3 separate regions of the Mus musculus genome follow, and regions 1 and 2 are each linked to region 3. The links are chromatin loops, found by intact Hi-C in ENCODE. Cell type or tissue: heart. All regions are shown on one strand. Each heading gives the region's core, and the rest is flanking DNA. Links, peaks and the distances in the headings are about the cores only.

The links. Hi-C counts contacts between places; a loop is a spot of excess contacts. Peaks named below come from ENCODE experiments on the same cell type or tissue, not always from the same donor. Only the 100,000 strongest peaks of a DNase experiment are listed, where the experiment ranks them.
Region 1: it touches region 3 in a loop (2.2-fold over the local background); 6 of 42 quality-filtered maps call a loop at or near these places.
Region 2: it touches region 3 in a loop (2.4-fold over the local background); 3 of 42 quality-filtered maps call a loop at or near these places.

The regions. Positions count from the first base shown.
Region 1 is chr14:55,150,449-55,160,313 of GRCm38, forward strand. Gm46455 (a long non-coding RNA gene) reads left to right here and starts at 4,286. Exons shown (of 5, transcript XR_001781265.2): 1 at 4,286-4,316. In heart, for the core only: no CTCF peak of the experiment used is centred there; no DNase peak of the experiment used is centred there.
Region 2 is chr14:55,109,918-55,119,782 of GRCm38, forward strand. Jph4 (junctophilin 4) reads right to left here and starts at 7,018. Exons shown (of 6, transcript NM_177049.5): 1 at 6,074-7,018; 2 at 4,979-5,528; 3 at 3,490-4,261; 4 at 160-278. The coding sequence starts at 5,357. In heart, for the core only: CTCF peaks have their summits at 4,193 (motif pointing left), 4,947 and 5,628; DNase peaks (open chromatin) are centred at 4,014 and 5,174; H3K4me3 peaks cover 3,346 bases; H3K27ac peaks cover 1,437 bases; H3K27me3 peaks cover 7,011 bases.
Region 3 is chr14:55,531,838-55,541,702 of GRCm38, forward strand. It overlaps Pck2 (phosphoenolpyruvate carboxykinase 2 (mitochondrial)), which reads left to right and starts at 8,429. Exons shown (of 10, transcript NM_028994.3): 1 at 8,429-8,676. The coding sequence starts at 8,648. In heart, for the core only: a CTCF peak has its summit at 4,471 (motif pointing left); a DNase peak (open chromatin) is centred at 8,494; H3K4me3 peaks cover 1,062 bases; H3K27ac peaks cover 1,357 bases.

The DNA.
Region 1 (9,865 bases), core at 778-8,777, 380 kb before region 3:
AGGCTATAGACCTCTGGGGATTGTCTGAGTTAGGGTTTTATTGCTCTGAAGAGACACCATGACCAAGGCAAGGTTTATAAAGGACAACATTTAATTGGGGCTGGCTTACAATTTCAGAGGTACAGTCCACTATCATCATGGCAGGAAGCATGGCAGCCTGCAGGCAGACATGGTTCAGGAGAAGGAGATAAAAGTTCTATATTTTGATCTGAAGGCAGCCAGAAGGATACTCTTTTCCATACTGGGCAGATCTTGAGCATAGGACCTCAAAGCCCACCCCTACAGCCATGAACTTCCTCCTCTAAGGCCACACCCACTCCAACAAGGCCATGCCTCCCAATAGTGCCACTTTTTATGAGCCAAGTATATTCAAACTGCCTCTGGGTCCTCATGAGTACTTTTATTTAAACTGACACACAACACCAAACTGCAGTCTAAAGATTCATGTTTATACATACAGACAGTGCCAGTTTCATTCGAGAGAGACTTTTTTCTTTCTTTCTTTTTTCTGTGGAGGGTAGTGAATGCAGAGATCCATTGCAGTTCCACGATGACTGAGTGCTTCCCCCCAAGTGGGTACCGCCCTGTCTAAGGCTCAGGGAATATTGTGGAAGAGAGAATATAAGGAATTTAAGAGCCAGGGAGATAAGTAGGAGAGATATAAAATGGTATCTTTAGAACATGACACAGCCATTGTAAACAGGATCTCACAGCAGCTGTGGTGGCCTGCCCGGTGTCTGCATAGGCTGAGGCTTGTTGACAGCCAGTCATGGGTCACCTGGGGGCTGCTAGGACACCATCCCTGATGATTCTAGCAGAGGGAAAGTCATTGCCCTCAGAGAACCAAACCGTAGACCCAGCAGGCCACAGTGGACAATTCCAAGCCTGTGGACACACAGAGGGTCCTGGTTAAAACCAGCGGGTGACAAAGCAAACAAGGAGTCATGAATGTGGGACAGGGGAGTGTGGTGGGAAGGAGAAAGTGGGAAAAATATAAGGTGGGTGAGAGTAAGGAGAATGCACTGCACACCGGTAAGAAAATGTCAAAGGACAAATTCAGTTCATCAATAAACATGAAAACGATTGCAAACTATCGAAGCGAATTATATATAAAAAGAAGTCCTTCTGGGTGTGGCTGGACATGACTTTAATTCAAGTCAGGTAGATTTCTGTGAGCTCTACATCATGAGTTCCAGGCCAGCCAAAACCACATAGTAAGACCTTATTTAAAAAACAGAAAAACAAGACAAAAAAATAAAACCCACAAAAAAACCCCTCCAAGACCCCTATCATATTTCTGTGGAAGTCCTTGAGACAGTGGCAAGTGGCTTTATCTTTTAACTGAGACGGGGTCATGCTGGTCTTAAACTTGAGATGCTCTGCCGGTCGCAGCCTCTAAGTGTGGGGATCTCGACATGAGCCGACACGCTTGGCTACAGATTTGACCCTGGGAAGGGATGCGGGAAGTTTAGTGTTTGAATCCGTCTTGACCTGCTTGAGTTTTGAAGTTTACCATGAACTTTGAAAACTCTGTTCTTTCAGGTTTCATCCTCCTAACCCTGCCTCTCACTTACCCCAGAAGCACCCCCCCCCCAACCTCTGGAGTAGTCACGGCCACGTGCTTCCTGAGTTCTAACATGTGTTTGCATTATGACATGACAGAATTGCTTTGTCTGTTTGGCAAACTTGTACAATTACATTTGCATTTTGAATTAGGTTTCCTTCACTGGCTATCTTTTCAAGAGATGGGTTTTTTTGTTGTTGTTGTGCAGTATATCTTCTGAGCATTAATTTTTCACCGCTATGTAATATTTCACTGTACACATGTAACAAAACTGACTTATTTCTCTTATCACTAATGAGCACTTGCATCTGTCTTTCCTGCAGGGCTCTGACGGAGAATGTGGCTGTGAAGACACAGGGGTTTGTCACACAAGCACTGCTTCTTTTTGCTGGGCATGATGCAATCCCTTTGCATCCAGAGGTCTATTTTTACCGTCTATAAGTGACGAGCCATTTTCCCAAATGATTGTAGATTTACCCTTTGTCTAGAACTGAATGGGGGTTTCTGTTGTTTTTTACTTTTTGACTACACACAGTTAATTATGATCATTAAGTAGTAGGGTGTGGATAGCACAACACCTCTAATCCTAGCCCTCAGAGGAGGCAGGGGGACCAAGTTGGAAGTTGGGTTAATCAACAAAAAGAGGAAGGTAAGTTCAGGAAATAAGGGCTTTTGGTAGAAAACAAAACAAAACACCCAACAACATTTCTCACAACCTTAAGTTTGAGGTGAGATGTACTTCCTGCCAAGTTCCGTGTTAGACATGGTTGTACAGCCCCGCATCCCCCCCCCCCGCCCCCGCCCTCCGAGAGCCCATAACCCCAAGAGCCCACACCGCAGAGAGCCCACGGCCCCTCTGGCACACCTTGCCAAGTGGGAAGCAAGGAGGCACTAGTGCAATCCTTTTTGTTGTTGCTCAGAACCCTCGCTTGCTTCGTGATGCTCCGTGGTGGGGGAGGGGTCAGAGTGGGCCTGGTGCCCAGTGAAGGAAGCGTCTTGATATCAACTGCCCAGTCTGGGAGGCTGAGGCGGGCTGATTTCTGTGAGTTCTAGGTTAGCCAGAGCTACATAGTTCCTGTCACACAAAATCAATAAGGTTGGCAAGATGGCTTAGCCAACTGGCTGCTCTTAAAGTGGAATGAGGTGGAAAAGACCAATCGTTAGACGCTGATTCATTGATTTATTTAGTGACTTACTTAAAAAGCACTGTTTGCACTGCCTGTTGCCAAGATGACTTCACCCGATACCTGGAACAGAATGACCTGGAGAAATGGCTGAGATCACGGGTCGTTGCCCTTAGCAACCTGCGGACTGCCACGTAAGCATCTGAAAGTCCCACTGGCTCGCCCGGCCTCCTCACCTTGTAGTTTTACAGCAATAAATCAAGAGAACGCAAACGGAGCCGTGACCCAGGCCTTCCTGGAACTGTCCTGTCTTTGGCCCACCCGACATCTCTTTCCTTCTTCCTTCATGGGTGTAGAATGCTTACTTCAGAAATCCCCCCATGACACTCTGCTAGAGGACCCTGGCTTGGGTCCCAGCACCCATGTGGCAGCTCACAACTGTCTGTATCTCCAGTTTTATGGGATCTGGTGCCCTTTTCTTGTCTCCCCAGGCACCAGGCACACAAGTGGTACACAAACATACATGCAGGCAAAGCACCCACACACATAAAAATAAATATGCACTGCCCAGTATCTGGCACCATCAAAGAGCTCAGAGATTGCTGGTGGGGAAAATTTCCTTGGTCTGCTGAGTGTCAGGATGTAGGAGCTGTAATAAGCTTGGGGGCTCTAACAAGTCAGGCTGGCCCACTAACCTTCGGTAAGCCAATTAGACAAAGCAGATGAATAGTGAAAGGCAGAAAAGTAGCTTTATTCAGTGAGGCCACACTAGGGAGAAGAACAAAGAACTCTATTTAGCAAGCTCCCACCAGTCCTTCTTCAGCATCCTACAGGAGGGTAAGGTCCAGGCAGCAGAATTAGAGGGTCAATCCTGTACAGCTCACCCACTACTCTTGTCTCAGTCCAGCCTCTCCTGAAAGGATGTCGGACAAATCTTTCCTGGGAGACCATCTCCTCTTCCAATTGCCCTCAGGCCTTGCCCCTCCATCCCCAGCCTGGGCCATTGGGAGATTCCAATTTTGTGGAGTGTATTGTTTCAACAGTCTGATTGATGAGGGTGAGAGCAGGTATCTCTTGAGTACAGCCCTGGTGCTGTCCAGCAGGCCAGACTGCAGTCTCATACCATTTCCTTTTTTGTTTGTTGTGGTTCTTAGATGTCTTACCACTGAGTTGTAGCCCCAGGTTTCCTGCCTTCAGAGCCCACCTCCCATCCCTGACTTAATTTTGAGACAGTGCCTTACTAAATTACCCATGCCAGCTGTGAACTCGTAGTCCTCCTGCCTTGGCCACCCCAGTAGCTCAGGCTACAGGTTTGCACCACCTGACCCATTGGATCACAGACTGTTTATTGGTGTGGATCATCACTCACAGTGCTGGCTTTTGCAAAGGTATTTTCTTTTCTTTTTTTTTTTTTTAAAGATTTATTTATTTATTTATTTATTTATTTATTTATTTATTTATTATATGTAAGTACACTGTAGATGTCTTCAGACGCACCAGAAGAGGGCATCAGATCTCGTTATGGGTGGTTGTGAGCCACCATGTGGTTGCTGGGATTTGAACTTCGGACCTTTGGAAGAACAGTCGGGTGCTCTTACCCACTGAGCCATCTCACCAGCCCCGCAAAGGTATTTTCTTACAAGTATTCTAAATACTGTACTCTGACCACGTTAGCCCATTTGTTGCCGCCTGTCTTTCCTCCCCTCTCCACATTCTGCTGCCCCATTTTCTCCTGGGCTCTTCTGTCCCTACTTCATTTTTATGTATACATGTACGATTTTATGTGTCTGTATGAAAATCTAGGGTCCTCAAATGAAAGAAAAGATAGTAGAGCTGGGTGTGGTGGCTCCCATTGATCCCAGCACTTGGGACGAAGAGGCAGAGGGAAATCTGAATTTGAGGCCAGCCTCAACTCAAAATTGAGTTCCAGGATAACCAGCACTACACAGAGACCTGTCCTGAGAAACTGAAAAAAGAAAAAGAAAAGGAAAAAGAAAACACGATTTTTTTTCTGAGACCAGTTCAGTTCACTTAAACAGAAATGCAGCCACATCCTCTCTTTCCTGCAAATATTTCATTCTTTGCAACCAAGTGTAATTCCACTGTGCACACGCACTGCATTTTCTTTATCTACCCCTTGGCTGATGGTCCATAACTTGGCTGTAGTGATGTCGCAGACATGGGTGTGCTTACTGTCTTTGTGACTTACTGACACCGAGTCCTCGGGCTGACCACTCAGCTACGGTCGGTCTAACTGCCATCTGTGCAGGAGTGCTCTCTCTTTAGTTTAAGGAAATATCACCTCCTGATTTCCACTATGGGAGGGCTAGTTTATGTTCCTACCCACTGTGCACTGTGGAAGTGCCCCCCACACCCTCCCCATTCTCAACAGCACTTGCCATTTCCTTAGTGAAGGCCATTCTGACTTGAGTGAAATGGTCTCTATGTTTGTCTTGGTTTGCATTCCATTGGTGGCTAATATCATGGCCTAGATTCCATCTTGCTAGGATCTAGAATCAACTAAGAAAGACACACCTTGAAGTAGGTCTGTGAGGGTACATCAGAAAAGGACTAACCCTGACTCCAGTCGGGTGTCAGAGAAGGGAGAGGGAAAGAGGTTTGAGAGAGGTGTGGAGACAAGATAACCCTTCACACGGGAGCTTTACTAAGAGGGTTATTAACGTCCCAGAGAGTACAATGGGGGTCCAAAGCAAGAGGGACGTTCAGTTCAATCAGACAAAGTAGAGGGAAGAACCCAGACATCACGAGGAAGCAGGCTTAGTTAATATGTGACCTATGTATGTTGTCAGGTTGTATCTGGTTTCTGGGTAGTGGAGGTGGGGAGGATTCTGTCTGTCAGCTTTTTGTAGCAGTATCAGAGGTGGGTGTTGGGGAATGGGCACACACAACAGGGGGCTGTGGTTGGAGCAGTGTCCTAAATAGGCCCAACCCTTGCCATTATAAGAAAAGAAACAGAGGATGGCTTTAATAGAAATGAGATGGGAGTCCATCACTGATGGGCATCAACATCAGTCTGCTCCTGTTGAGCTGGGGTGTCACTGGGTCAGTCCCCCCATAGTCAGGTGCTGGGGTGTCACTGGGTCAGTCCCCCATAGTCAGGTGCTGGTCTCTGGGTTTACGTATCAGACGGATATTGTCCACATGTCGTAAGAGTGTTGGAACTGGGTTTGTTGAGTTCTGGGAGAGATGAACTGTTTGTTTATTGGGAATAATGGAATGGAAGCAAAGAGGAGTCAAAGAACAGTCTTTATCAGAAGAAGGGGTGCTCTTAAGACCACGATTTAAGTGTTTTTGCTCCTTAAGGAACTTTAAAAAATTTATTTACCTTTATTTTATGTGCATTTTTTTTTTTTTTTTGCCTGCATGTATGTCTGTGTCAGAGTGTCAAATCTTGGAGTTAGAGTTTTGAGCTGCCATGTGAGTGCTGGGATTTGAACCCAGGTACCTCCTCAAGAGCAATCAGTGCCCTTAACCACTGAGTCACCTCTCTAGCCCCTTCAGGATATTTTTGATAACTCAGTAGTTATAAGCTAGGTTATAGAAGGCTGTTGGGAGGCATCAGAGAGTAAAGATGCTTTTCCAGTGGGGCTGCTAAAGATGTTCTGTGGTTAATTCCAAATAATTGATGATGTCTCCCCTAAAAAGATGGATTGGCCAGGGCTGGCAGTCAGGTGGGTTTGTTTTTCCATCCAGAGCCTCTTTACTGTATATACAGGAAGGAATTTGTCATTTTACCCAGGTTAAATATTTGCACAGTAAGCATCCAGGGGTGAGCGAAGTCTCACTTGTGCCCAATTTGTGACTGGACAAGTTCGATGCTGTTCTAAGTCTCCTAGGCCAATAACCATTGGCTGGCAGAAGATTGGAAAGGCTGCTTCTATATGTTTTCCCAAATGCTGGCTGAATGTGACTTCTTCATCTAGTTGGAGGCACATAGCAAGCAATGGTGGGTGATATTTAGGAGGGAAATAGCTTAATTGGCCAGGTCATAAGCAATGGGGTGTTGAAATGTTATAATTCAGAAGGGAATAGAAGGATCAAAAGGAAAATGTTTAGGACACCCCTGATGGTGAAAGGCGTAGGGAGACTGCTAAAGTGAGCCTGGCACATAAAAGAATGGTTTCGTCCCGGGAGAGTAAACAGGCTCTCACGAATAATCTAGATACGCTGCCTTGAAAGAACTGCCCCTCAGAGCAGGGTGTCTCGGAGCATCTGGGTGAACTTCGCTTCTCTGATTGGTTGAGGAGTCATCGGGAGAGAAGTTTCAGATATTTTATTGGTTTTCAGTCATCTGAGGCAAACTGCAGAGGACTCTTCTGGCACCGGAGTTCCTGTCACAGGGCTGTGATGTCACACAATGGCATGGACAATGATTGACTATTTTAAGTAGCTGAGACAGTCTGCGAGAGTCTCGGCTGCGGACCTGCACTGCTCTCTGCAGTTGCTGATGTCCATCACCTAAGTTCTCAGGACCCGGGTAGCTTTCATTCTGGGAACTTTCTAGTTCCCCTGCTGGCCAAACACCACAGTTTGTGTGTGTGTGTGTGTGTGTGTGTGTGTGTGTGTGTGTGTGTGTGTGTGTGTGTGGCAAAGAGCATCTCATGTTCTCTTCTGCCAGGGAAACTTAATCCCAGGATCTCAGACAGATGAGGCCGAACAGGCCGGGAATCAGTCATCAGTGGAGAGAACCAGTGGGCACCTCATTAAGGGAGGAACCCACGGATCAAGCCAAGGCTGAGTCATTGTGATTGGGTCTGGTTTTTATCTTGTGTCCTCTGTATATGAAATAACATTGCATGTCACATGTAATAGGAGGGTGACACTTAAAATAAGCAAGAACACAGTATGGCCTAAATAAATCAAAGTAGCAGATGAAGGAAAAAGCACTTATCTTCTTTTAAGCTTATTTATTTTATATACGTGGTCACTCAGTCATTGTTGTTAGACACACAGGCATCAGGTCCCATTACAGATGGTTGTGAGCTACCACATGGTTGCTAGGAATTGACCTCAGAACCTCTGGAAGAGCAGTCACTGCCCTTAACCACTGAGCCACCTTTCCAGCCCTAGAAGAAGGTATTTTAAAGTTGGTTAGGAAGAGTTAACCCATGGAGGTAGTTACTGTAAGTCTGTTAGAAGTTTGGGAATATTGTGGGACTTCTTAGAACATTTAATTTAGTTGTAGCTTAATATCACAGTAACATAGTGATACAACTGGTTGGACCCAATTCATATTTTCCCTTATTAGGAAAGTCTTTGTTTAAAACTTTAAATATGGGCAAGAGAGATGGCTCAGCAGTTAAAAGCACTGACTGCTCTTCCAGAGGTCCTGAGTTCAATTCCCAGCAACCAAATGGTGGCTCACAACCATCTGCAATGGAATCTGATGCCCTCTTCTGATGTGTCTGAAGGCAGCTACAGTGTCCTCATACACATTAAATAAATAATATTTTTAAAAAACTTTAAATATTTGAATTTGAAATAGAAGTACCACCCAGATGGAGTTCTTTTGGATTTTTTTTTTTTGACAGGGTCTCACTCTGTAGCTCTGGGTGTCTTAGAATTCACTTTGTAGACCAGGCTGGGCTCAAACTCATGGAGATCTACCTGCCTCTGCCCTGAGAATGCTGAGATCAAAGGCGTGCACCATCATGCCCAGCACTACCATTTGGAAAATTAAAAATAAGGGTTTTTTCCTACTTAAAATTAGAATTTAAATTTTTTTAAAAAAGATTTATTTATTTTATGTATGTGAGTACACTGTAGCTGTCTTCAGACACACCAGAAGAGGACATTGGATCTCATTACAGATGGTTGTGAGCCACCATGTGGTTGCTGGGAATTGAACTCAGGACCTCTGGAAGAGCAGCCAGTGGTCATAACCACTGAACCATGTCTCTAGCCCTAAGTTTTAAAATTTTTTAAATATTAAAATGTAATTACATCATTTCCTCCTCTCCCTTCTTCCTTCCAACCCCTCCTGTGGAGCATCTTGCTCCTTCTCTCTGGAATTTTTAGCCTTAAAAAATAAATATCAATTAAATATCATATATATGCCTACATACATAACGCAACCTTTACAGTCAGCTTACTGTGACACACCACACACACACACACACACACACACATACACACACGCCTGTGTGTGTGCCTGTGTCCCGTCCCTTTTCTCTAGGCTGGAAGGAGTCTTGGATGAGACCTTTTTCCAATTAACTAAACCACCTACTTTTCTTTATCTTCTGGGCGTTTACTGTGAAAAGACTTTATAAACAATTTTGAATTTTTAGCTAATATGTATAAAACATCCATTATAATCACATTTATCTTTCTTTAATAAAAGTGGGTCATGTAATTTTTAAAATTAGTTTAAAAAAGTATTTATTTGTATATGAGTGAACTATCTTCACACACACCCAGAAAAGGAAATCAGATCCCATTACAGATGGTTGTGAGCCACCATGTGTTTGGTGGGAATTGAACTCAGGACTTCTGGAGCAATAGCCAGCTCTCTTAACCCCTGAGCCATCTCTCCAGCCCTTAAATTTAGTTTTTATAGAACATTCTGTACTTATTTTATAAGGAGATAATGAATGTTTTCCTGAAGGGGCAGATCACAGATTTAAAAAAAGTGATGGGAATATTTTAGGCTAAGAATATAAAAAGAAAAAAATCTTTAGTTAACTCAGACAATTATTATACCATTTTTATATCACCAGTATAAAAGACTGAAGATCACAGACACAATGAAATTTCCAGACAATAAGCCAACTTTTAAATAGATTTAAAACGTTTGTCCAATAAGGTTTTATGATAATTTTGTAACTTGAAAGGAATGCCTTAGGTAGGAATACTTTTAAAGACTTTCTATTAGTTCTTTGAGAATTTTCCATCATGCACCTCAGACCCACTCATTTCCCTTATCCTTCCTACCCTCTCCAGCCTTGCAACTTCCCGACCCACAGAAGGAAAAATATTCTCACTGTGGAAGCTGTAGTGTGTAGCAGTGTGTCACACAGTATTCCCTTTTGTCCACATGTCTTTGCTTGTAAACGTTCATTGCAATGAGTCTTTGGTCTGGTGCAAGGCCTCTGGCGTCTGCTACACTCTCAATATGGGAGCTTCACTGGGACTCCTCTCAGATATCCTGTGGTTGCCC
Region 2 (9,865 bases), core at 1,186-9,185, 420 kb before region 3:
ATTACCCTGCCTCATACATCCTTGGTTCTACCTCCAAGACACCCTCCACCCTTGTTTTTCCCCCCCCAACCTCCAGATCTCCATGCCCCCAACCCCATCCCGTGAGCCTCTCCAGCTTCGCTGGGAACTTGCCCCTCCCACAGGATACCCACACCTCACCTGGGGCCTCTAACATGGGTTGTAGATCCTGGGCTATCAGCTTGGCCATCCGCGCAGCCTCCACAGCCTTCTCCGCGACGCTGCTGGCTGCCACTGCTTTTAGGAGGGCGTCTGCTGCCCTGTTGGGTCCCAGGAACAGGGTCTTGGCCGACCTTCCCCCACATCAATTTACTCATGCTCTGATGTGCCAGCCCCTTACCCAGTCCCACTACATCACATTTGACTGGTTTGAGCTACCTCTGGGGTCCTCATCCCTCTGCACAAAGCCAGCTGTTGTCATCCTTCAGGGCTGGGTTCTTCACTTAGTCCAGGGCTGTACACTGTCACCCCTCCACCCCCTTGCTCTCACACTGTTCCACCCTTATGTCCCGGTAGTAACACTTCTTCCAGCGGCAGGGCCCGCTCCCCTCCCAACTCTGTGTTCCACTGATGCTGTGTTCCACTGTTTCTGTTTACTGAGCTGTTGCTTTCTCGGCAACTCCCTGGCAGCCCTGTTACTGCCTTAGCACCTCTGACTTCTACCAACCCCTCCGGCCCGCTGGGGAGTGTCAAACTCCTTCCTGGGGGATGTGAGACACCATCCAGTCAGTACCTTATCCTGTTCTAGCAGCACCCACCACAACCACCTTCTTCAACCATCCATTCCTCTGTGTCATCCACTCCCCACTGCAAGCCCTGGTTATTTCATTCCACTTAGACCAGTCTAGATTTCCTGGAAGGAAAAGTTTTCATCTTGCTTTTGTTTGGCTTCTGTTATCACATTCTTCTCCTCTGTTCCTGTCCCTGCCTCCCCCAACTCCAACACATCTCTGAGATCTACAAGTCCCTCTTTCTCAAACTCACATAGACTAGACTGGCTTCAAACGCACTATGTAGCCAAGACTCCTTTTTTTTTTTTTTGCCTCTATTTTCCAAGTGTTGGGGCTAAAGGCGAGCTGCTATGTCCAGCTTAGAGCTGGAATAAGAGAAGTGCTCTCTCCTCTCTCTCTCTCTCTGTCTCTCTCTCTGGCTCTCTCTCTGTCTCTCTCTCTCCATATGATTCCCTTCCCTACCAGTGCATGCCCTGACACCCAGTGTAGATGTTAGCTTCTCACATTACACCTGTGTAGAGCCTCAGCCTCCTTCTGTGCCCCGCTTTTTTTCCTAGCCTGCTCCCTGTGCTCAGTTCACTTTAAAGGATGCTTGTCCTTGCTCCATTACCGTTTCTCAGTTCTTTTTTTTTTCAGATGCTTCCTCAATCCTCCTCCCGTTTCAACACCCTCTGCTATTAGGTGGTTTAGAATCATCCAATTGCTTTTATAATCCAGACTGAAGTCAGGCACAAAGGAGCAGAAACAATCAGGTGCATTTGCTATGGTCTGACTGGATTAAGACTCATGGCTCCTTTTGGACATGGGCTTTTTTTTTTTTTTAAATCCATTTAAGAAAGGCAGTTTGTAACTGGTGGTTGGTGAGATCCACTGTAATTTTTGGTGAACTTCCTATTGTATACCTTGGACATATGGACAGCCCTCTTCCTTCATAGCTGGTGTGTTAAGTGCTTTAAAGCTTACTTGGCGGGACATCAGATAACCCTGTTGTACTAAGGGTTTTTATAACGTTTATGACTAACCCTGACCTGGAATTGAGCTGGGTTCTGAACAGATCTGAGCTTCACTCTTCGGTTGCACTGAGTTCTGTTGATGGCCACAAAAGCCTGTGGCTTTAGACATTGAGGATGTGGATTATTAAGTCTAAGCAGTAGATTTGGTATGTGCTCAGGCATCAGGCTGGACTCAAGCTACCTGGTGGATGCACCTGCTGCTGAGGCTCTGCTGTTTCCATGGCAGCCAACAGCCAATCAGGGTTGCCAAGCCTGTTGCTGGGGAGACCAGCCAGCATCTTCTTCCCACTGCCTGATCTTCTAGTTAGTGAGATCAGTATTCCCCCCACCCCCTGCACATGCCTCCACCCTATCTAGCCCAAAACGTTCCATGATGCTCTGATCTCCCTCTGCCCTGGCTTAAGGCCTAGATTCTAGGATCCATACAGCCAGACACAACTACAGACACATTCTCTGGCCCAGTCATCTACTCAGGATTTGACATGGTCATACTTAAGCATATTCACACATGGGCACGTATACAACAACTTGCCCATCGTGCAAGTTCTTGACTCATATTTAGGCCTATCCTCATGCCCTCTGAAGTACCCTCAACCCTCATTACCTCACTAAAGAGCACAATACGTAAACATTCAAATGTGTGAATTCCATAAAGCAAGGGTCCTTGACTCTCATTCCAAACCAATTTTGGCTATTTTTAGATCTGTGCTATCTCACAGAACTATTACGCACTTAAAATGTGGCTGCTCTCAACCAGAAATGATATAAGTGAAAAAACTACATGCAACATTTTAAAGAATCCAGAAGGAATGCAAATTACATTGCTGTTTGAAAGGATAAAAATTTTGGAAATATGGCTTAAATAATAATATGTTATTAAAAATCATTTTACTTGTTACTTAAATTTTTTTCCTGATACAGGGTTTCTCTGTGTAGTCCTTGCTATCTTGAAAGTAGCCCTGAAGACTAGGCTGGCCTCGAACTCAAGAGATCTGCTTGCCTCTGCCTCCTGAATGCTGGGATTAAAGGCGTGTGCCACCGCGCCGGGCCCCACACCTGTCTTGTAGTCTTTCTGGACTTTACTGCTTTAGCTAACAAGACTCTGATGCGTGGAAATGTAATCTTATTTACTGAAAGACAAATCTTCTTTAGAGGCAAGACTCCTCCCTTCAGATCTGAGTAAAAGAAGCCAGAGCAGGCAAAGTGGGTAGAGAATAGATTTCAGCTGTAAAAACCAGACCTCCTCAAAAGCTAGAAATAGACTACAGCCAAGGCTGAAATAAAGTCAGGCTGGAAACTAGTGAGGAAAGGTCTATAGTGTTTTGTCCAGGATGGAAGCTAGTAGTCTGAGGCCTGAAGGCTGAATGAGCTAAGCAAGAAGACCAGGGCAACCAAGAGGTTTCAGGGCCTGTACAAAGCAGCGTTCACTGTGCCAGTCACGCACCAAGGAGTCTATAGGTGCACATATTCACACAATAGACTGTGGCATTGTCTTACTACCCCGCCCCCCGCCCCAACACTCAGCCACCCACGGTTACACCCACACCCACCTATAGCCTCAGTTTTAAACACCCTCAGTCCTAGGGCTACAACTATCTGGACACAGGCCTGCTCATGTTTCCCCAATAGGCTGTAGAGCTTGGGTCTTGGTTCTCTCTTAAGTGTGGTTAGTACCCAGAGGAACCTCTCCTCTCAACCCAAGTTGGATCTGTGCACCAGATGCCCACCTGGCAGCCGCAATTTCCTGGCGCTGGCGGGCAGCACTCACAGCTCGACGGGCACCTTCGACAGCCCTGTCCACTTTCTCCTTGACTTTGCCCCGTCTAAGGGCCAGAGGCAGGAGGCTGCGGACACGTCCCCCGTGTACCAGCCGGTTACGCTTGTACTTGCCCTCCTCACGGGAGCCATCGGGCCGGGTGGTGCGCCCGTATCCGTGGCGTCGGTTGCCCAGCCACTCGCCTTCGTAGCGCAGCCCGTTGGATCTCTGGCTCACTCCATAGCCACTGCGCCGGTCCGCACGCCACTCACCGGCGTACACCTCAGTGGCTGAGCCCTCGATGAGGGCAGGTGGAGCTGGGATTGGGGGCCCGCTGGCCTCGGAGCCCGGGGGTCCTGTACTGCCCACTTCGCTGCTCACCTCGCTGCGTAGAGATCCCCTCTTGCTGCCCAGGGAGCTGCGGCGCCCACCAGCCCGGAGCCCGCTGAGCAGCAGTGAACGGCGGAAGAATCCACCTGCTGCTGGGGTGCGCTTACGGGAAGACGCCCCGTCGGCGTCCCCTGGCCCCGCCAGCACGAAGCCGCCTCGGGAGCCGGAGGCTGGGCTGCCTCCTTCATCTCCTGGTAGGGGTAGGGGTGGAGGCGGCGTCGGGGGGTCGCTGTGGCCGGAGTCCAGGGAGGTGCGGCGGGGTGAGCGCAGAAGCGCCGCCTGGTGGTAGGGTACACTTTGGCGCACCCCGTAGCCGTGGCGTTTCCCGGCTTGCCACTGGCCTTGGTAAGTGCCTGTGGGTGTATAGGAGTGAAAGAGTCAGAACATTTCAGTGGGCTCCCAAACCCACTAATTCGTAGCCCCAAAGCCCTTGGAAGCTCAAGTGACAGGTGGAAGCAGGGAGTGCGGAGGTCTGGGAAAGAACAGGCCAGGCTTCGTTGGAAGGTGTGGAAGAGCAGATGAAAACAACTAGAGTAGCATAAACACGTGGATTTTGGCAATGTCAGTGGACTGGGGAAAGGCAGAGAAACGGGCAGGCTGGAGTATATGAAGGACAGGTGGCTCAGAGACCGTGATGCTCAAGCTGACAGGTGGCAGTGTGTAAAAAAGGCACGTGACAGGCAAGCAGGACAGCAGGCTACAAGCTGACTTGAAGATTACAGGTTAAGTGGCGAGGGGTCAGGCAGGTGGAAAGGGCAGGCAGGTTGGAATGAGAGAGAAGCAGGAAGAAAAACTGTCAAATGAGTTTGTTATGAGTATGGTGGTGGTGGTTGTGGTGGTGGGAGAGGCAGGAAGATGGAGGTTGGGGTCCTGAGCTGGGGGATGGTGTGAGGGACGGACGGCAATACTGGAAACAGAAGGCTGGCGCACCGCACGCATATGGCTGGGGAAGGAGGATGGAGGATGGGAATAGCAGGGCGTGGAAGGCGGAAGGCTGGGGAAGCACACGCGCCCCAGGCCGACGGGAGGCGCACGCGGACGGGCAGACAGTAGTGGGCCGGGCCCCGCACCTCCATCCGAGTAGGTCTCGGTGCCGTAGCCGTCCTGGAAGCCGTCCTTCCAGAGCCCGGCGTAGCGCAGGCCGGACACGCTCTCCCATACGCCGCTGCGCCCCTTCAGCCCGCCCAGCCACTCGCCGCGGTAGGTCCAGCGGCTCTTGCGCTCCACGCCCAGCCCTTCGCGCTTGCCCTGCTGCCAGTGGCCCTGGTAACTGTGTCCGCCGGGCCCCGTGAAGACACCCAGCGACTCGAAGCCGTGAGCCCAGCAGCCGCTGTACTCTCCCTGGGCGCCGGGCCCGGTGCACACGCCGTAGCCATGTGCCCGCCCCGCCTCCCAGCCCCCCACGTAGCAGCCCCCGTCGTCAAAGTCGAACTTGCCCCCGGGGGACATGCATGTAGTTGGCGCGGCCTCAGCCCCCCGGCAGCTCAGCGCATCATGGGGCTGGAGAGCCGGCTGGGGGCCTGGGGGCCGGGCGAGGCTTGGGGGCGGGGGCAGTTAGACCGGGGCTGGGCGGAGGGGCCCCAGCGCGGGCAGGCAGGGCCGGACCCTCATCCTGAGTGGCTGCGGAGAAAGAGGGGTGCAAGTGGAGAGCGAGGCAAGTGGAAAGCGAGGTCCCCTTCTTTGCCAGCCGCTCCCCTGCCGGTAGCTTTAGGGCATCAGCACCGCCCTCCAGCCCTCCTCCCATCCCCCCTAGGCAGCATCTTTTAGCAGCTCCCAAGCGGTGAGGGCAAGGGGGCTTTCCCATCCCTCCCAACTTGTAGAGGGCGCCTCCCGGGACTTGGGGTCCCAGCGCTGATCCCGAGTCCTACTTTTCCAACCCAGAACCCCAGAGTGTGGAGCGTGGATGGCAGTTGGAGGTGGGGGACCTGGGAGGGGCCAGGGCAGGGTCTTCCGACACCTGCTTTCCTGGCGATTTGGACCCCTCTGCCTGGATTCTTTGGCTCCGCTAGCAAACCCGGGTGCGGGGGAGGCAAGGGGGTAAAAATGTAGCTAGCTAGAAAGCCGGCCCCAGGTGGGCCGATGGTAGAATGGGGATGTTGGGGGTGGGGTGGGGGATGAGGGTAGGGATGGGCAGACTGGCGAAAGGGAGGGGACAGGTTACTCACCATGTGTGCTGGGGCTCAGGCTGCCTCCCAGGCGCAGTTTCCATGGCAGGGTCCCTCCACTCACACCTCACCAGGACAAGCCAAGCCCCCTTCCCTTCCGGAGAGACTGCTACAACCCAGAGAAGGAAGGTGGGGGAGCTATGGGAGAGTCCCTTTTCCTCGGCTGAAGGTGCAGGCTAGTGTGGGGGGTGAGGTAGTGGCAGGGTGGAGGGGATGAGAATAAGTGTAGGGGGAAAAAAATCTGTCTTGAACGGAGACAGCGAAGAGGAGCTGGGGGCTGGATGGGAAAGGGGAGGGGGCTATCAAGAAGGGGTGTTTTTATTTTTTTCTTCTTATGGTTGGGAGAGGAAAAAAAAAATCAAAATTCCAATTCCATCCCAGCACAAATCAATGTTTGCTCCAAACCCAGCATCAAGGGGGAGGCTGGGCCAGGCAGATTTAAAGGGGCAGAGAGAAGCGGAGAGGAGAGGGTGGGGAGAGAGTCAGTGGCAGTGGGGGTGGTGCGAGGATGCTCAGGCAGAAAAAAAGGGGGTTCGCTACCCCTGAGGTGAGGGAGAAGGCAGGCGGAGAGGAGAATGGAAGGCTCAGAGACCCCCACGGTGGAAAGAAACCGTGGCATGCAGGCAGGGAGTGGAGTGAGGTGGAGGGAGGGGAGGGGAGAGGAGCTAGGGGGAGGAGTCTTAAGATGGGGAGGCAGGGGGAGGCCAGAGCCAGGCGGGGGAGGAGAGATGCTGGGGAGACCGGGAGTGCGAGAGGAATACAAAGAATGAGGTGCAGGGGTGAGAGCTATGGCAGGGGGAGATATAGCCGGCATGGGAGATGGCGAGGGAGACCCATTCCAGGACTCTTGAGAGATAGCTAGGGAGAGAAGTCAAGGGTGGAGGGAAGGAGGGGAGCAGAATCACATAGGGAGAAGAAGAGAGCGAAATAAGGCTCGCGACGAGCGGGAGAAAGCTCTGCAGAGAAAGGGCAGGCATGAGAATAGAAATCCCGGCAGGAAGAGCCCACATGGAGACAGGAGGTCCGGAAGTGGTGTTTATGAGGACCCTGGGGAGAGGGATGAACCTGCCAGCTGCTTGGCCGGAAGCCAGGAGGCATTTGAACGTGGATACCTCTGCCCATTCAGCTCAAACTCCTCCACCAGACAGCGCCCACCCTGTCACAGTTTTAGAGGTAGCTTGAGATGGGGCCCTGTCTGGAGGCCCCACTAAGCTAATGCACACAATATTCCGCGGACACCAACAGTTTGTCTAGGATGGGCCCTCTGAAGGGAGTGTTGGTATGTTCATTAAGGGGGCTCAAATTTGAGGAGGCCACCAAGATCTTAGGGCTCTGGAGTCTTCTCTTTCACAACACAGCAAATTACACAAGTTTGCTTGAGCAGGCTTTTGCTGTGGCCCCTTAAGCCCATCATCGACCTCTTCGAGTCCACTCTCCAGATTGACAGCACAAGTAGACCACACAGGTATTCACGTACTGCATTCCCTCCCTTCTCAGCTTCCTCTGGCCTGCCCCTGCGTGTTTACAGGGAAGGAGGCACCAGTGTGCTCAATTGCCTTTCTTTCCCCATAGGACCTAGTCCCCGCTGCCCACCCCTCATCCCCACACCTGATTTAAAGAGATCCAGAGCCCCGAGGGGGAAGTCATTCACCAAGGGGCACACTGGCAAAGTTGGCAAAGCTAGAAGTAGAACACTAAACGCAGACTTTTATTTTTGTTGGTGTTGGGAACGGAATTCTGGTTCTTGGGATAAAGCGCGTGCTCTATCACTGGGCTCTAGCTGGCAGCTTGGTGTCTTTCGAGCCCTTCAGTTCTTCCAGATGTCTGTGCTTGGGAGCATCCCCTAAAGTCAGGGTTACATTGGGTACTTTGGTAAAATAAAGAGTATGAAGATCGAAATAAACAGGGATTTCTCTTGTACACACACACACAGGCACATGTGTGTGCATACTACACACTATGTATATATTAGTGGGGTGGTGGTGTGTGCATGTGTCAGAGAGAGAGAGAGAGAGAGAGAGAGAGAGAGAGAGAGAGAGAGATATCAGAGGAAGTCCTTGTCTTCTGTCTTGTTGAGATAGCTCTTGTCTCCTCTGTGTAATGTACTCCAGGCTAGTTGGCCTGATCCTCTTGTGGACTCCCATCTTTCCTTAGGAGTGCTAGGCTTAGATGTGGGCCACTGCATCTGGCTTCTCACCTAGGATCCATGGATTGAGCTCAGGCTGTAGGCTTGTGTGTCTGCTGAGCTATATCCCTAAATCACATTGTGTTTTTCTAGAAGTTTCTCCAGGGCAGAGACTACTCTTTTTTTTTTTTTTTTTTTTAAAACAGGGTCTCATTATGTTCCCCAGGCTCCTCCTTCATCCTCCCCGAGTGCTGGGATTACAGGCACAGCCACCTTAACATCATACTCAGCAGGGAACCACATATTTAAAGCACTTTTGAGAACAAAGCAGGGTAGCCATCAGGTACTGGGGATGTGTAGCTTAGTAGGAGAGCATGTGCCTAGGATGTGCAAGGCCCCCAGTTCAATCTCCAGTACCAAAACCAACCATCACCAACAAAAATCCCAGAGTCCATTTGGGGTCCACTTAATACAGGATAGTTGGTTCATATATTCATTCATTCATTTCTCATTAGACATCTACATCTTTACTGGTGAAGTCCTGAGAAAGTCTTGTAATATATGGGACACACAGCCCTGGCTGTGCTCCTCCCCCATTTCTCTGAGGGAGCTAGCCTTTTGGCCTGTCCCTAATGGTTGCTACAGTCATCTCTTTCAGAATAGGGACACTTGTTATTTTTATTGTTTTCTTTCTTTCTCTCTCTCTTTCTTTCTTTCTTTCTTTCTTTCTTTCTTTCTTTCTTTCCTTCTTTCTTTCTTTTTTTCTCTTTTTCTTTTTGAGACTGAACTGGTTTGTTTTGTCACAATTTACAAATGTAAAAGTGTCATGGAGAGAGGAACTGGTGTTAGCTGGAGCTAGGTTCTGTGCTTGGCACTCTGTCTGCATTAGCTCATCGGTCCCCACACCAACTGTAACTGAGCAGTCTAGGCCGGGAGCCAACACTGGCCTTCCTAAACTGACAAAGCAGAGCACATTACCTGATGTGTCTGAGCTGTAGCTGGCCTGTCTCTACAATGGGGATATTACAGCGCAGCAAGGGCTGAAGTGACTATATGAACAGTACAAACGATAATATACAGAGAAAAAACCATTTAGTATGGTGCTCTCCCAGTGCATTGTAAATGCCCAACAAATGGTGGCTTCAAAACTAACTTGGTATTATTTCAGTTTTATAATCTGGATCTAGAAGTTACTTAACATGCTAATGTGTAACAGCCCTTAGAACTCCACGTATGTCAGATTCCCAACTTAGTAAGTGTGTTTCTCATTGCTAAGATAAAGTACCCAACACAAGGAACTTAGTGGAAGAAGGGTCTCCCCTGCCTCACAGTCTGAGGGTCAAATCCATCATGGTGGGAAAGGCATGGAGGCTGATAACCACTCTCTGGGATTAGCTGGGGAGCAGAGGAAACAGAAGTTCTCAGGTTGCCTCCTCCTTTAGAGTCATGCTAAGAGGCAAGCCTGTGGCTGTGGTGCCACCCACACTCAAAGCGGGCTTTCCCTCTTCAGTCTCTGGAAAAAGCCTTATAGACCCATCCAGAGGTGTGTTTCCATGGAGATTCTAAATCCTGTCAAGTTGACAAAATTATCCATGCTCTAACAAATGCATTGGGGGAAAGTAAGACAGCTGTTGTAGACTTGTGAAAGTCAGACACAATATCAAGAA
Region 3 (9,865 bases), core at 944-8,943:
TCTTTTAAAAAAAAAAGACTCTGAAAGCAACTAGAAGGCTAGGCATGGTGACACATGCCATGAATCCCAGCAATAGGAAGTCAGAGGCAGACAGATCTCTGTACATTTGAGACCAACCTTGTCTACATAGTGAGTTCTAGGCCAGCCAGTGATACATAGGGACCCTGCCTCAAGAATAAAAGACACATTGTTCCATTCAATAAAAGAAAGCAGCTTTCATCATGGTATGCTGTCATAATTATTCTCTTATTCTGTTTGTTTGTTTGTTTGTTTGTTTGTTTGAGAACTCACTATGTAGATCATGTTGGCCTAGAACTCACAGTGACCATCCATCTGCCTCTGCCTCATGAATGCTAGGATTAAAAGCATGTGCCACAGGCAGGCCCTGCCATCTGCCTGAGGCTTGGGCTGACCAACTCAGCTACCATCTAGGCCAAGATCCAGTGCTTTGGGTCGATCCATTCCAACCTTCACTCCTACCACAAGCTGCTGGAGCTAGTGAAGAAGCTAACCCTGCAGATCCGGAGCTGCAGGACCACTGGGCTCTGGGCAATAGCAGGACATCCAAGAGCATGGATCCACACTGATGGTGTATCAGAAACCAGAAACCTTGAACCAAACCAATGACTCATTACAAAGAATATTTGCATATTGTAGTGGCTATTCCTGGTTGTCAACTTGACAATATTTGGAATGAACTACAATCCGGAATTGGAAGGCTCACCAGTGACCCTTATCTGGAGGCTTGGAGATCCTTATCTGGATCTTGGTTTGAAGATCTTGAGCCACAGTGGCTATGAATTCCAGAAGATTGAATCTCCGAGTTTAAGGAACACACCTTTAATCTGGGCTACACCTTCTGCTGGAGACAATATAAGGACATTGGAAGAAGGGAGTCTAGCTCTTGCTCTTGCTCCTTCGCCTGCTTGCTGCATGAGACTGAGTAACTGCTAGATCCTTGGACTTCCATTCACAGCTGCGACTGAACCATTGTTGGGAATTGGGCTGCCGACTGTAAGTCATCAATAAATTCCTTTACTATCTAGAGACTGTCCATAAGTTCTGTGACTCTAGAGAACCCTGACTAATACACATATAAAGCTGTTGGGAAAAAAATATATTGTGTGACACACTGCAGCTTCCCATACCACCACGATGAACGAGTATGTGATGGAGAGGCAGGAAAGATGGAGGAACTAGAGGCGAGACAGCTGCGACAGGTGTGAGAGAAGGCTGAGAACAATGGAGGAATTGCCCAGTAGAGTTGGCAGTGTGCTATGCAGCAGCCTGGAGCTTGCACAGACTCAGCGCCCTGGCTCTGAACAGGAAGTCTACGATGAAAAATACTTCATTTCCTAAAGTGGAACTCTTTGAAAGACCTCCATGGTCTGAACTTCCCCCAGAGGCCATGCTGGCATCAAAGATCTGTACTGATGCCCCAGGCCATGATGAAGCCCTAGTGCCATGTGGATGTCCGTGATCCATGCTGTTACCAAGGGCCATGTTTGGGTCTGTGGTCCTGATGTCCTGGGAGCCAGGTTGATGTCTAGAGTCCATGTTACCTCCTAAGATCATACAGATGTCCATGGTCTGTACCTTGCCTGAAGCCATGTTGTTGTCTGCGGGCTGTGCTGCCACCTGAAGCCGTGTTGGTGTCCGTGGCTGGTGCTTTGGCAAAGGGCTGTGTTGATGTCCGTGGTCCGTGATGTCACCAGGGTCCCGGTGGAGGTCCTTGTCATGTGCTGACACTGGAGATCATGTGGATGTCTGCGCATGGTCCAAGCTATTGCCAGGATCTGTGTTCCCGCTGACTGTGAAGGGCGAGAAAGCTATTTTGCAGGGGTATCGATGACTACAGACAAACAGTTAAGAAGGAGGGACACAGAAGGCTTTTGTGACAACCCCCAACCCCACCAAAAGTAACAGCCTAAAAAGAAAGCCATCATAAAGCAGTCAGTCAGAGCTTGGCAAAAACTCTGGAAGAGGGGAAAGGGTTGTAGAAGCCAGAGGGGTCAAGGACACCCACAGAACCAACTAACCTGAACTCACAGGGAGTCACAGAGACTGAACCCACAGCCAGACAACCTGCCTGGGTCTGACCTAGGCCCTCTGCATGTTACAGTTGTGTAGCTTGGCCTTCTTGTGGGACTCCTAACAGTAGAAGTGGGAGCTGTCCCTGACTCTTTTGCCTGCTTTGGGGACCCTTCCCTCCCCCAGGGTTGCCTCATATGAGGGGAGGCACCTAGTCTTATTGTAACTTGATATGCCATGTTTGGTTGACATCCTGGAGAACTGCCCATTTCTGAAGGGAAATGGGGGCTTGGCTGGGAGGCCGGTGGGGAAGGACTCAGTTTTCTTTTCTTTTTTCGAGACAGGGTTTCTCTGTGTAGCCCTGGCTGTCCTGGAACTCACTTTGTAGACCAGGCTGGCCTCGAACTCAGAAATCCACCTGCCTCTGCCTCCCAAGTGCTGGGATTAAAGGCATGTGCCACCACTGCCCAGCTCAGTTTTCATTAGGGGGCTGGCCACAGGCAGTTTGACCGTGTTCCAGTAAGTATATGGGCAACACAAATCTGGACATGTTTTTTTTCTTTTTGTTTTTTTTGTTTGTTTGTTTGTTTCTTCTCTTTTTGGGGGGAAGGCCCAGGGGTCAGGGACAAACCTGGGAGAACTCAGAGGTGGATGGGGTCAGGGCGCATGATGTGAAATTCCCAAATAAGGCCGGCTCTCTTATTATTTTTTTCTTTTCTTTTTTTAAAGATTTATTTATTTTATGTATATAAGAACACTGTAGCTGTCTTCAGACACCCCAGAAGAGAGCATCAGATCCCATTACAGATGGTTGTGAGCCACCATGTGGTTGCTGGGAATGGAACTCAGGACCTGTGGAAGAGCAGTCAGTGCTCTTAACCGCTGAGCCATCTCTCCAGCCCCTCTTTTCTTTTTTTTTTTAAAGATTTATTTATTTACTAAATATACACCATATTCTGTCTACATTATGTGTACACACCAGAAGAAGGCACCAGATCTCATTATAGATGGTTATGAGCCCCATGTGGTTTCTGGGAATTGAACTCAGGACCTCTAGAAGAACCAGATCTCCAGCCCCACTCTCTTATTATCTTAAACCTATTTGTTTTAGTGGGTATATGTAACATATGTATGCACATGTTCACATGTGTGTATGTGTATATACAGGTCCATACACCTTCATGTATGCACATGGAGGCCAGAGATCAGGGTTAAATGTTTTACCTAATGGCTCACCTTATGTCTTAAGACAAGGTCTCTCTCCCTGAACCTGAGACTCACAAATTCATCTAGACTGACTGTCCAGCAAGTTCCAGAGAGCCTTTATCTCTTTATCTTTGTTTCCCCCACACTCAGAACTCAGATTACAGTCATGTGCCATACAGCCCAGACTTGAATGTGTGTGGTGTGTGTGCGTGTGTGTGTGCACGCGTGGGCACAAGTCCAGAGGTCAGCATAGGTATCTTCCTCTACTGCTCTCCACCTTATTTTTTGAGAAAGGGTCTCTCACTGAGCCTGGAATTCATAAATTGGTGAGACCTGCCGGCCAGTAAACAGGGAAGCTTCTGGTCTCTGCTCTCAGCACTGGGATTAAAGATGCCTGCCACAGGGCTGGTGAGATGGCTCAGGGGTTAAGAGTACTGACTGCTCTTCCCGAAGGTCCTGAGTTCAAATCCCAGCAACCACATGGTGACTCACAACCATCCGTAATGAGATCTGGCACCCTCTTCTGGAGTGTCTGAAGACAGCTACAGTGGACTTACATGTAATAAATAAATACATTTAAAAAAAAAAAAAAAAGGATGCCTGCCACCAAACCCAGCTTTTCACCCGGGGGCTGGGAATCCAAATTCAGCTTCTCGTGTTTGCTTGGCACTTTGACCATCATTCCAGTCCCTGCTTGCTTTATTATCAGTCAATCAATTACTATAAATATTTATATATCCAATTTTATCATAGATATGTATGTGTACGAAAAATGCAGATATATATGGAACTTGAATACTTACTAAGTAATGGTTCATTTTCTCTCTCTCTCCTCTCTCTCTCTCTCTCTCTCTCTCTCTCCTCTCTCTCTCTCTCTCTCTCTCTCTCTCTCTCTCTCTCTCTCTCTCTCTGGATGGGAGGGTTTTTGAAACAGGGTTTCTCTGTGTAGCCTCAGCTGTCCTGGAACTTTGTAGCCCATGCTAGCCTTGAATGCACAGAGATCTGCCTACCTCTAAGTCTGAAATCCTAGGATTAAAGGCGTGTGCCACCATACCCAGCTACTATAATGTTTTCAAGTATCTCTCTTAGATAAATTGGGACTGTTCCAACTCTAGCAAATCTGTGAGACATCCAGGGGATAAACCATGATTGTCCCTAAGAAGGAGAAAACAAACAAACAAACAAAACAAACCACAGAGCAGGACATTGCAGGTCACACCCTGCCCCCTGGTGGTACTGCTTGGACACAGTGCCAGCTGTGGCACAGGCTGAAGTTGCTGGGGAAGCCGACCACAGTTGAGGTGCAGGCAGGGGATTGGGGAGCAAGCTGAAGAAGAGTGGAACAGGCAACAATAGTGGAAGAAACCCTTACAGCATGTCCTTGCTCTGTCTCCCTGAAGCTAGGAAGGAAGTTGTGAGAAAGAACTGAAGAAGTGCAGGTCTTGCTGGGTGTGGTGCTGCATGCATACATACATAAATTCCAGCACACAGCGGGCAAGGCTAGTCTGTTCTACACAGCAAATCCAGGCCAGCCATGGCTATATAGAGAGAAACCGTCCCCAAAAGGTAAAAGAATGTGGGATCACTCTTTCACACAATCGTCATTTGTCAGGTGACTATCGTGAGAGGACACTGGTAGGGGGCAGTTTAAATCGAGACTTGGTTTGCTTAGATTCTTCTCTCTAAAGCAGAGAAATGGCAGGAAGGCCAGGAGGGAGGCGGAGGTGATCACTCAGATCGCTAGGGGCCAGATTAGGGACTTTAAGCCTAGTCTAAGATTCTTTGGGTCCTTCCTTTTTCCCCCATTTGTTTTTTGAGATAGGGTCTAGCAGCTCACAATAAACCAATGAAATAGTATATAATAGAATTGCAGGGAAGGAAAAAACCTGGATAATTAGAGTCAGAAAGACCTGGAGCCAAGATCCCTTTCTCCAGCCAACCAGATTTGCCACTCTGAGCAAATGATTTAACCTTCAATGTCTACATCTGCAAGATAAAGTCACTGCAGACTGAGACTTGTACACAAGCTGCTAGCACAGAACCTAGCACCTGCTATCCATACCATAAATATCAATTCTTTTCTCTATGCAAATTGATGCTGTACACAAAGACAGATGGGGTGTTGAAAGACGCAGTCCAAGGGCCTTGGAAGCTATCACATAAAGCCAGGTACAAGATAAGCCCTGTGCTAAAGTGTGGCTAATTGGGTAGAACCATTCTAAAGGTCCTGGTGTCTAAATAGCTATGAAAAATTAGAAAAACAATCCTTTAGTCTGACTGAGATATTCCTTGGGGCAAACTTGGTAGATGATGGTACCATTCCCCGAGACAGGGAATCCCAAGAGCTGGAGCAAGATTTTGAACAAGATGATGACCTTCAAAGAGGCAGCCATTCTGACACCACTGTGAACACCCTGAGGCCTACCTACAGTGTAGGCAAGGAATAAGATGGGGAAGGCAAGGTGAATGTGGACAGTTTTGATGCAAGGATTATAGGATAGGGTGTGGGGTAGGGTAGTACAGGTCTATAGACACAAAGGTAATGGGGATGGGAAGCACTGGAGACCAGCTATAGACCACCCTTAGAGGCCATCTCTGTTTATGCACAAAACTCTGAGACTAAAAATCAAGATTATTTGTTTTGAAAGTGGCAGGATCCACTTAAAATAAGCTTAAGTAAAATAATAATGGATTCGTTCTTGTAACAAGAATATAGGCTTTCTGCTTCACCTATTTCCAAAACCAGCCACATCTCCTCCAAGAAGTGCCAGTCTAATATCTGAGACATGATAGTAAACATTAAAAAGAATGGATTTGGTTGTGTTGGCGCAAGGTCACCAAGGCTGCCTTCAACTCTTAGTACAGGAGATACAGATGCCACCAACAACCCATTCATTGGCCTCAACTATTAGTCTACGTGTTCCAGTATGATTATACACCCATGACAAGTTCCACAGTACAGTCTGGGATGCACGTGGGAAATTTGTCTTTAATCTTCCAGGAATTTGATCTCTCCAACATTAGCTGGGTGGATGCTGGTGTCAAGTATGCTGTGGGGTCTTCACTGTTGTGAGGAAAGGTGGGGTGACTGGGAGGATGGACCCAAAGGGACATCATCTCTGCCCTTTCTGTTTGTGATGGGTATGGACCAGGAGAGGTACAACATCTCATTCAAGTTTGTCATCAATGCCCCCTGTTCCACAGTCTGCTTAGCAATCCCTGGCCCAAGGTCATCCATCAAGGGATTTATGACTACTGTCCTCTAGAAGACCTTGGATCACACACAGATGCGCGTGTGCGCACGCGCGCGCGCGCACACACACACACACACACACACACACACACACACACACACACCGAAAAGCTGTGCTGTGATGGCCATGGGCTACCCAAAACATCCCTTCATTCCTGGTACAGCCAAAGCTGTGGGCAAAGGTCATGCCTGAGCTGAACAGTAAGTTCACTAACATGACCTTCTCTGTCCCTACTTCCACTGTGCGTCCTGGATCTGACATGCTGCCCAGAGAAAACTGCCATCTGGGAGATGCCAAGAGGTGTGGTGACACATACCTTTAAAACTAGCACTTGGGAAGCAGATTCTGCATTCAATGCCAGTTTTGTCTACATAGTGAGTTCCAGGACAGCCAGACTACATAGGGAGACTGTGATTCAAAAGTAAATACAGACATGCAGATATAAGAAGGTGATGAGGCACCGGGTGTGGTGGCACATGCCTTTAATCCCAGCACTAGGGAGGCAGAGACAGGCGGATTTCTGAGTTTGAGGCCAGCCTGGTCTACAAAGTGAGTTCTAGGACAGCCAGGGCTACACAGAGAAACCCTGTCTCAGAAAAAGAAGGAGGAGGAGGAGGAGGAGGAGGAGGAGGAGGAGGAGGAGATGATGATGAGGCAGGCATTGAAGCATCCTGGGCTGATATAGGGACCAGTTGCCTCTTGAGACTTTAACAGCAACATCCATTCTACCTTTGATAGTGGTACTAGCATTGCTCTCAATAACCACTTTATCAAGCTCATATCCAGGTATGACAGATAATTTGGCTACAGCAACAGAGCAGTGGACCATTTAGGTCCACACAGTCCTCTAAGGTCCACATGGCCTCCAAAGAATAAGAAACTCTGGACCACCTACCCCAGCAAGAGTAGGAGAGGAAGAGAGCCCTTGGCTGTTTAGGGAGACCCTGCCATAACTCAGGCTCCACAGCACTGAGCATCTCTGCTCACAGTTTCCATCCTAACCCCCAAAAGAAGAAGGGGTTTTTAAAGAAGCCCTCAGACAGTCTTAATAAAGACCACTGGGGTGGTTAGGGGACATCTATTGATCTTTGTCTCACTGCTCTGCCTCTGCCTCAGGCAGGTTGGTGCTTTGCATTATCAAGCTGACACCCAACAGAACCCAACTTAGACTCTACAGACTCAGCAATCCAGCAAAAAAAGGAGCTCATGTCCAAAGGTTAGAAAAGGTCTCAGACAGGGATCCCATGCCCCCGTCTCTGAACATCCTGATTGCTGTGGCCAGGGTGTGGGCCACACAAACTGGCCCTAAGAGAAGCAAGGTCAGACCCACATGATCTGATGGTTCTCCAAAGAAAGTCACAGTGCTGCAACCAGAAAGAGGATTCTGAGCATCATGGATGCGTTGAGTTTGGGTTGGTACAGCATTTGAATACCCAATGGTCTCAAGTTGGAATGAAATGTTGAGAAATTACACAAGGACTCTCTTTGGGATTAGGTGGGGGAGGGCATTAGAGGACCAAGGATATGTCTGTAAGCCTGAAACACCCCACCAATTCCATGGTGCTAGAGGAAACTCCCTTGATAAGAAGCTGGGCACGGACAATAGTTTGGTTTTGTTATTATTTGAGGACTAAGGAGAGCTTAGTTAGCATCTGGGACCCTGGAAAAGAAAAGCCTGAGGCTAGGAGTGCTCTGGAAAAGCAAACCTAGACCTTGAGGGTTTAGGCATCTTGTTATCCTGGGCTCCCCAGCCCTGGTCTCATCCCTCACTCTTAACTTGTTTTGCATTCGACATCTCTTGGTTGCTTTCTCTAAGGAGCAACAGCCTTCAAAGTTACATCAGTATCTTACAGCGTGGCTGGCCGAGTGGGCGGATCCCAAATTGAACTCCGGCCTCCAATGGCTTGAGGATGTGATGACTGTGGGGCGGAGGCTTCACCCAGCCCGGGGCCTTGAGCCCGGGCTAGTGAGCCGGCCTACAGAAGGGCGAGAGAACCAGCTAGGTTCCGCCCCGGGGACTGCCCGCCTCCTTTTTAAGCGCCTCCCGCCCAACCTCAACTCCCTCTGGCTTTGCTATGCTCCTTCCTTCCCCGCCTTCCTTGTCTCCCCGACTGCGCTCGTTCCTGTGGCCATCCCGCAGCGCCAGTCCAGGTGCCATGGCTGCTATGTACCTCCCCGGCCTGCGGTGAGTGACCCATAGCCCGGGGCCCACTCCGCGCTCCACCTTCCGGGCTTCCTCCGCTTGTTTCCCATCCTAGGAAGAGACTGGCAGGGTGGCTATTAATCAGTGTGGGTCTCACGGTGGTGCATCCCCCCCCCCCTCCGCATTCCCATCCCCAGCCATGCCAGGTTTCCTAGCCAGCCTCTGTGCTCTTCTGTCCCTCCCTGCGGCTTGTGTGCTGTTCTAGCTGCCACTCGCAACCTCCTCCCCCTTCTCCTTTGCCTTCCTGAGCCCTATCTCTGCAAATGCTCTACTTAGCAGATGTAATTCTTTCAGACCAAGGGCTCCTAGTCCAGCTTTCAGTGTGTGAGTAACCATTAAGGCCTTGAGGCCATAGGGTTTGAGGCCCCGGGGACCCGAGCTCAAAGCTCCCTAAAGACGGTAGAAGGTAAACATCACTTGCAGCCTCCCTGAGAACAGAACGGAACCTGGCACGAAGCCCAGTGAAGCCTCTGGGGACTAGGGGGGGAGGGAGACAGGGAGGGAGAGAAGGAAGGAAGCAAGCAAGATGGGAGGAGGGCAGACTGCCTTTTTAACTTGGCCGGCTTCCCCCAGTAGGTCCTGGACCCCAGGCTTGTCCTGGCTGGCTCCCCCTGCCCCACCCCCCATACAACCGGGCCTCTTCTCCGTATACCCCTCTCTCCATGGTCTAGGATGTAAAAGAGTCTAAACTGACTCCTTATCTCTTCTTCGCAGTTTACTTGGTTAATCCATGTGAGAGTGGTCTATGAAGGATAGAGAGAAGGTCCCTCTCAGGGGCGTGCAGGAGAATTGGGGTGGGGCTGGGAGAAGCTGTGCTTCCCATAAGACAACTGGAGCCAATACCTGGGGATCAAAGCTTTCAGGATCATGCATTTAAAATTAATTTCTCAGGGAAACTGTCATGTGCAGAAAAACACACAAAGAGACCTACCTTGCTGTGCCCCCACCCCCTGGGGCCACACAAAGTATGCTGCCTTTTTTGTCTTCTGGAAAACACCCCACCCAGGCCCAAACTCCCACATCCAAGAGCTTTCTCTTCTCCCTTCCCAGGCAATGTAGCCTGTGTTCTCAGGTTCTGACCCTACCATCAACCCCTAAGGCTTCTAAGGAGAGCCAGGGAATGCACAGGCCCACACCATCGAGGCCTACTATGGGTTTCTGGCAGGTGAGG